Linked DNA regions of Mus musculus: region 2 is linked to region 1. A link is a loop called in an ENCODE intact Hi-C map of the cell type or tissue named here. Cell type or tissue: left cerebral cortex. All regions are shown on one strand. Links, peaks and the distances in the headings refer to the core of each region. The heading gives the core; the rest is flanking DNA.

Evidence for each region. Peaks named below come from ENCODE experiments on the same cell type or tissue, not always from the same donor. Only the 100,000 strongest peaks of a DNase experiment are listed, where the experiment ranks them.
Region 2: it touches region 1 in a loop (8-fold over the local background); 3 of 42 quality-filtered maps call a loop at or near these places.

Annotation. Positions count from the first base shown.
Region 1 is chr15:18,747,341-18,750,155 of GRCm38, reverse strand. All of the region lies in intron 2 of C030047K22Rik (a long non-coding RNA gene), which reads left to right. Among named protein-coding and RNA genes, the nearest start is that of Cdh10, 70 kb to the left of the region's middle. In left cerebral cortex, for the core only: no CTCF peak of the experiment used is centred there; DNase peaks (open chromatin) are centred at 1,158 and 1,329; H3K27ac peaks cover 330 bases.
Region 2 is chr15:18,817,368-18,820,182 of GRCm38, reverse strand. Cdh10 (cadherin 10) reads right to left here and starts at 1,236. Exons shown (of 12, transcript NM_001316758.1): 1 at 1,096-1,236. C030047K22Rik (a long non-coding RNA gene) reads left to right here and starts at 1,225. Exons shown (of 4, transcript XR_383849.4): 1 at 1,225-1,602. In left cerebral cortex, for the core only: no CTCF peak of the experiment used is centred there; DNase peaks (open chromatin) are centred at 346, 622 and 1,483; H3K4me3 peaks cover 1,980 bases; H3K27ac peaks cover 1,981 bases.

The sequences.
Region 1 (2,815 bases), core at 177-2,676:
AGAGAAAGAGAGGGAGAGGGAGAGAGAGAAGAAGCAGGAGGAGGAGGAAGAGGAGGAGAGGAAGAAGTTGTTGAAGTTGCATGGGTAGGAAGGAGGTCAGAACTGGAAAAGAGGCGGGCAAGAGAAAATGCAATAAAAATATACAAAAAAAATTTTTTAAAGGAGAAGGAAAAGAGATAAGTGAACCCGACCTTGTCACCATACTTGCAAAGTTGGGCAATGTCCATCTGTATCAATAGGCATCTTGTTTCCCTCAGAGTGAGATCATTAAGCACTCTATTGTAACATCACAGTCATTACCTAGGCCGTCAGATTGTGTTTAGCATGTATTAGCTTCTTTACATTAGCTGTTCATCACTTGATTCCTTAAGGCTAAAGCACTATAGATAAGGTACACATAGATAGGTTTAGAACCATTATGCATATCATGTCCACGCTGCTCCTTAATGGATACATCACCACAAAAAACTTGGTACAGGCACTGAGTTATTTCTGTTTTTATCAACAAACATTGTGGAAGAGCGATTTTGAAACCTGCCTGGTTGTAGGCTTATTACAGCAGTCGCTACAGAAGTGTACATGAGTAATGTGATATTTGAGAAGGTGACCCCCTGATTGTGATGTCAGTAATCACAAACGCATGAAACCTCAGAGCACTATTGTCACCTAAGTTTTGTGAGGCAAAAGAAAGTTATATGGGATTTTGCTCCCCTTGAGCAGATTGCTTTTCATTTAGTTTGCTCTTTCATTATTATTTTAAACTGAAATTAATTTATTTCTTCAATCACATCTTGAATATGCTAACATATGTCAATGTGTCCAATTTCATTGAACTATTTGCATTTGTTCTATTTTAGTCTTATTGACTATATTGATCTCATTCTACTCCTCAAACAACATAGCCAAAAATATGCTATTCCCATTTCCAAAACTGAAACCTCTGGGTGAAGGTTAATTACAAGGTTTCTCAATGAAACAACTGAAAAGAGACAATGATCAATTGAAAATAGTCCTAACATGGTTGTCTGCATTCTCCTTCACACCATAAGGGTGGAATTACAAGCCACAGATGCCAGTTCTCAGTCACCCATGCCAGCTGGGGGTGCATTTACTCCCACTGTTTGGAGCAACTTGGATTTGAAGCTTGCTTAACTACCCTTGTATTCTGAGGGCTCTGCTTGCAGCAGGGATTTGAGATCCAAACACTTCCTTAGCTATGAAGATGGGCTCAGTTTATAATTATAGTGACTCAAGTAATACATACTTAACTTTCATATAGTAAGAAATAGAAATGTTGTCATCGTTTGAGCTAGGAACATGACAGTTACCCTCCCCCCGTACTCTGGCACTTTTCAGGGGCAGTCTAGCTATTTGCTATTCCACAGTTGCTTCAGGAGTCTGCCATAGCAGCTGGTCCTTCTCTGATGGCCAGGCTTCCAGGAAACAGCCGAGCTAAGGCAGAACCTAAAACAATAAACTCAATCTTATTAACACATTACTGCCCCTTCCCACTTTCCCCTATTCCTTTCCAGAGAGCATCTGTGATATTGGTCTTTATTTCACATGCACAGAGTCACTTCTAAAGTTCACAGCTTCCTGCTTATTTTACTATTCTCTATTTTAAAACGTGTTTCTTTTTTTTCCACACATTCATCTGGCAATCTCTCAGATAGAGGTATTGTCTACCATTTTTAGGTTTACTCATCCTCGATTATTTGTGGAGGATGTGATTCAAGACCTTCAGTGGAAGCTTGGGGCTATAAATAGTGCTGAGGGCTGTGTGTCCTATTTTTATTTTTCTACATATGAATACTTATGATAAAAAATTACTCAGCACAATTCAAGCGGAGCAAAAATTAATAATTTCAATAATAAAACAATCATAAGCATATACTCTAATAAAAGCCTTGTGGATATAGACTCTCTTCTCTCTCAAAATATTTTACTTTGCTCTTCATATCTCTAATGCTGACCATAGGTATTTAAATGCCTGACAGATGAAATGAAGGCCCTTCTTTGTACATGCCACCATGAACATGTTCAATCTCATCTATTCATGGATGCCAACCTGAGTCATACCTGGTTCATACTTGCATGAGTGATGAAGACAAGTAAGTGACAATGTTACTGCTCAGGGACAGTTGCTTGATTTAAGCACTGTTAATGTAATAACCAATCAAGCGGACCTCACGGATTTGAATCCTATGTCAGGCATGAGTCGTGTACCAAATAGGATAAGTGGGATGATGTGTCCTGTCACTGTGCTACTAAAGGCAGCATGAAGTTTAAAAGTTTTCTCCGGGATTTCGCATTCGTAATTCTCAGATCATGGTTGACCATGGTTCATTGAAATCACAGTAAGGATATCAATGCATAATTTGTCTGCTGAGAATGTGTGGCTCGCATTTTGGGCAGGCAGCAACATGCCTGAGTGAATATAGAAAAATTAGAAAAACTTGGAATACTGCAAGAGCCTCAGAACCACACAACTTTAGTAACTTCTTCACTTGCTGGATAGAGCTTATGCTCTAAGTTCTTGGGTTATGATGGGAGAATTTATGCTCTTTCTAGAATATGATTGATTTTTTTCCCTGAATACTTGTTCTATTTAAATAATCTTGCCTTCCACTTACTTTTGGTACGTATCCATCACTAGTAACAAGGATTTCAAGATGCTCGGGACACCATTGTTTACTTCACAACTTCATTTACTCAAACACATATATTAAGTTTTAAAATTTGCTACTAAAACACACACACACACACATATGTGTATATATGTATATGCGTGTGTGTGTGTGTCAAGGAACTGTTA
Region 2 (2,815 bases), core at 55-2,554, 70 kb before region 1:
AAAATTAGATATATTTTTTTAAAGGAAGCATCTCCAAAGAGTAGCAATGCATGTGCCGCTTTGGATAATAGGAGCTTTTACTGGAATGAAGGACCACAATTGTAGGAAATAGATCGGCTTTCCTTTTTTTTTTTCTTTTTTCTTTTTGAAAGCAAGAGATGATAGGTCAGTTTTAAATGTTTGTCTTTGATTATACCTATAGCCTCTCCCCTGTACATGGGAAAGAGGTACTTGGTTTTTATTGTGGTGGCATGGAAACATTTGCCGACTACTGCTTTGGCCCATACTTACAGTGCTATAATAGTTACTTGTTGAGGACATCCATTTAGACATGCCAACATGCTGCATTAATTTAACACCACATAAAATATGGATTTTATTGCAGCAGAGACAATAAATGCTGCAACTGCTGACTGCATGCATTTAATCCCCCCCCCCTTTTAAATTTTACCCCCTGATACTTCCTACTCATACAAAAGGTGAGCATAGGAATTATATCCATCCTGTTTCTGATGAATGTCAATCGACTGTCTTCCTGTAGATGTGACCACTCACAGCTTCAAGGCATCTGTCCTCTGGCTGTCATTTCTCTCTATACTGAATGCATAACGAACTATGACCAGGGATAAGTGAGGAGTGAACCCGTTCATATGGAATGCAAAGTAATGTTAGCTGAAGCTAGAGTTCACAGCAAACAGTGCTACCTGCTAAGCTGCTATCCGAGACAGAGGTAAACAGGAACGAGCAAGACTAATGACACTCCGTAAACATTTTCAGCAATTGTTCAGAATGAATGAATTCGAAAACTCCACTAGCAAGACCCCACACTGTTGAACATAATAGATTATTTATCCGGCTTCCCATTACCTACATGGAAAGCAGTTGTTCCTGGAAACTCATCAGAAAGAGTTGCATGCTCATTTGTTTACTGAAAGGTAAGGATTTTTAGAATAATTGCGCATATAACTTAAAAAAATAAAAATAAAAAATAAAAAAAGAGGCAAGAACATACCTACCCCATATGTCCACCCCCAGCAAGGGAAGAAATGGCAAGACCTTACAGCAGTTAAAAGACAAGAGGTGAATTCCTCCTACCTTGTTTCATCAGCTTCTGGAAAACGGAAGTTGGTTCCAGCCAAATAACCCTGAAGAGCCTGTCCCCCTGTCCCCCTTTCTGTTTGTTTTCTGCTGTTATTTTTCTCTCCCTGATTCTACTTCGGTCTAACTCAAGCTTTCTCTCAGCGTCACTTTTAACTCTGGACGGCAGGGAACCAAAGAAAGCGGGGAGGGGGGAGCGAACTCTCCCTCTCTCTCTCTCTCTCTCTCTCTGATTGGCTTTCATTCAGTGGTTCTGATTAAGGAAGGGGGGGGGGGAAGAAAGGAAAGGGTGGGGGGAAAGCCGTTCCTCACACGGAGAGAAAGGTTCTGCTGATGGAGCTGCAGCACTCGCCATGGGAAGGTTAGAGACTGGAAGTGCCGGCTCCTGCCAGCACACAGCGATTTGCAAGTGAATGCGAGGGAGGGAGCATCCGAGAGGAGGGCTGCGCATGAAAGGCGTCCCCTCCCCCGCAGGGCAGAAAGACTCTCTGTTTCCAGCCTAAGGTAATCGGCCCCATCTAATCCGCCTGCGCCCCTAACACAATCCCAGAAACTCGGATTCTGCGACTGCTTCTAGCAATTAAAATTTAAAAAAAAAAGAAAAAGAAAAAAAGAAATTAAAAAAAAATTTACTTCTTTGCTTTTCTCTGGCACGGATATGCCTGCAGCATCCTTAGAACAGCCCGTCCAAACACAAATATTAGCGGAGCGCCAAGCAAAGGGCAATCAGACCAGGTATATTAACAACAGAGAATAATTGGTGTGGGTGGGGGCTGGCTTTAAACCTTTATTTTGAGGGCAAGTGAACTTTTTGGTTCTCCAAATACCTTTATTCCTTGTTTATTGTCATAAGGAGAACACACCTTCCTCTTCCTCATTTGAGAATGTCTCTGAGCAGTTCTGTCAGTTTAATCATACAAGCTATGCTCTCAGCCTGTGTCATTAATAATTTACATATATAATTAGTATCATTAAAATATTCAGATTTGGGAGTTGACACAATTTTTTTTTGCTTTTAAACTTTTTCTCATAAATGTATTTATGTCTAAAACAGCGTACAGTCTGATACCGATGCATCTGGATGGTTCCAGCTGCCCCTCAACCCGTTAATTGTCCTTTTCCCAATTCTTCTATCTCTACATTAAGTTTTCATCAACCAGAACCTAACCAAAGATGTCAGTATAGCTCCACACAATAGTTAACACCTTTACATTTTCTTGGCTACATGCATGTAGATTCCTTCTGAAAAAAAAAATGCTACCTATAAATAAATCTTATACATGTACATTATAAAAATATAAAATACAACAACAATTATGAAGATCATGTCAGGCAACTGTGATTAGAAAGCACAATAAGCTTACTGAGCTGTTAAGTACCTTTGCTAAAGGTATAAATACTAAGGTAAGAGTGGCAGCACCAGTCTACAGAACTCACCTCCCTCTTCCCTGCTACTGCTGGGGTAAGATGCCAAGAACCCAGAGAGGACACATTTGATAACTTACCAAGCAGGAGACACTTTACACACTCAAACTAACAACAACAGCAGCAACAACAACAGCAGACAGAAAACAAACAAACAAACAAACAGGAAGGCACTAATAGACGAGGAAGGCCAGAGACACTTTAAATTTCAAGGAAGATTTAATTTACCACAGGTTGTTCTATCACTTTAGCTCACAGTAAAAATCAAAAATCATTTTCACTCATTAAATGG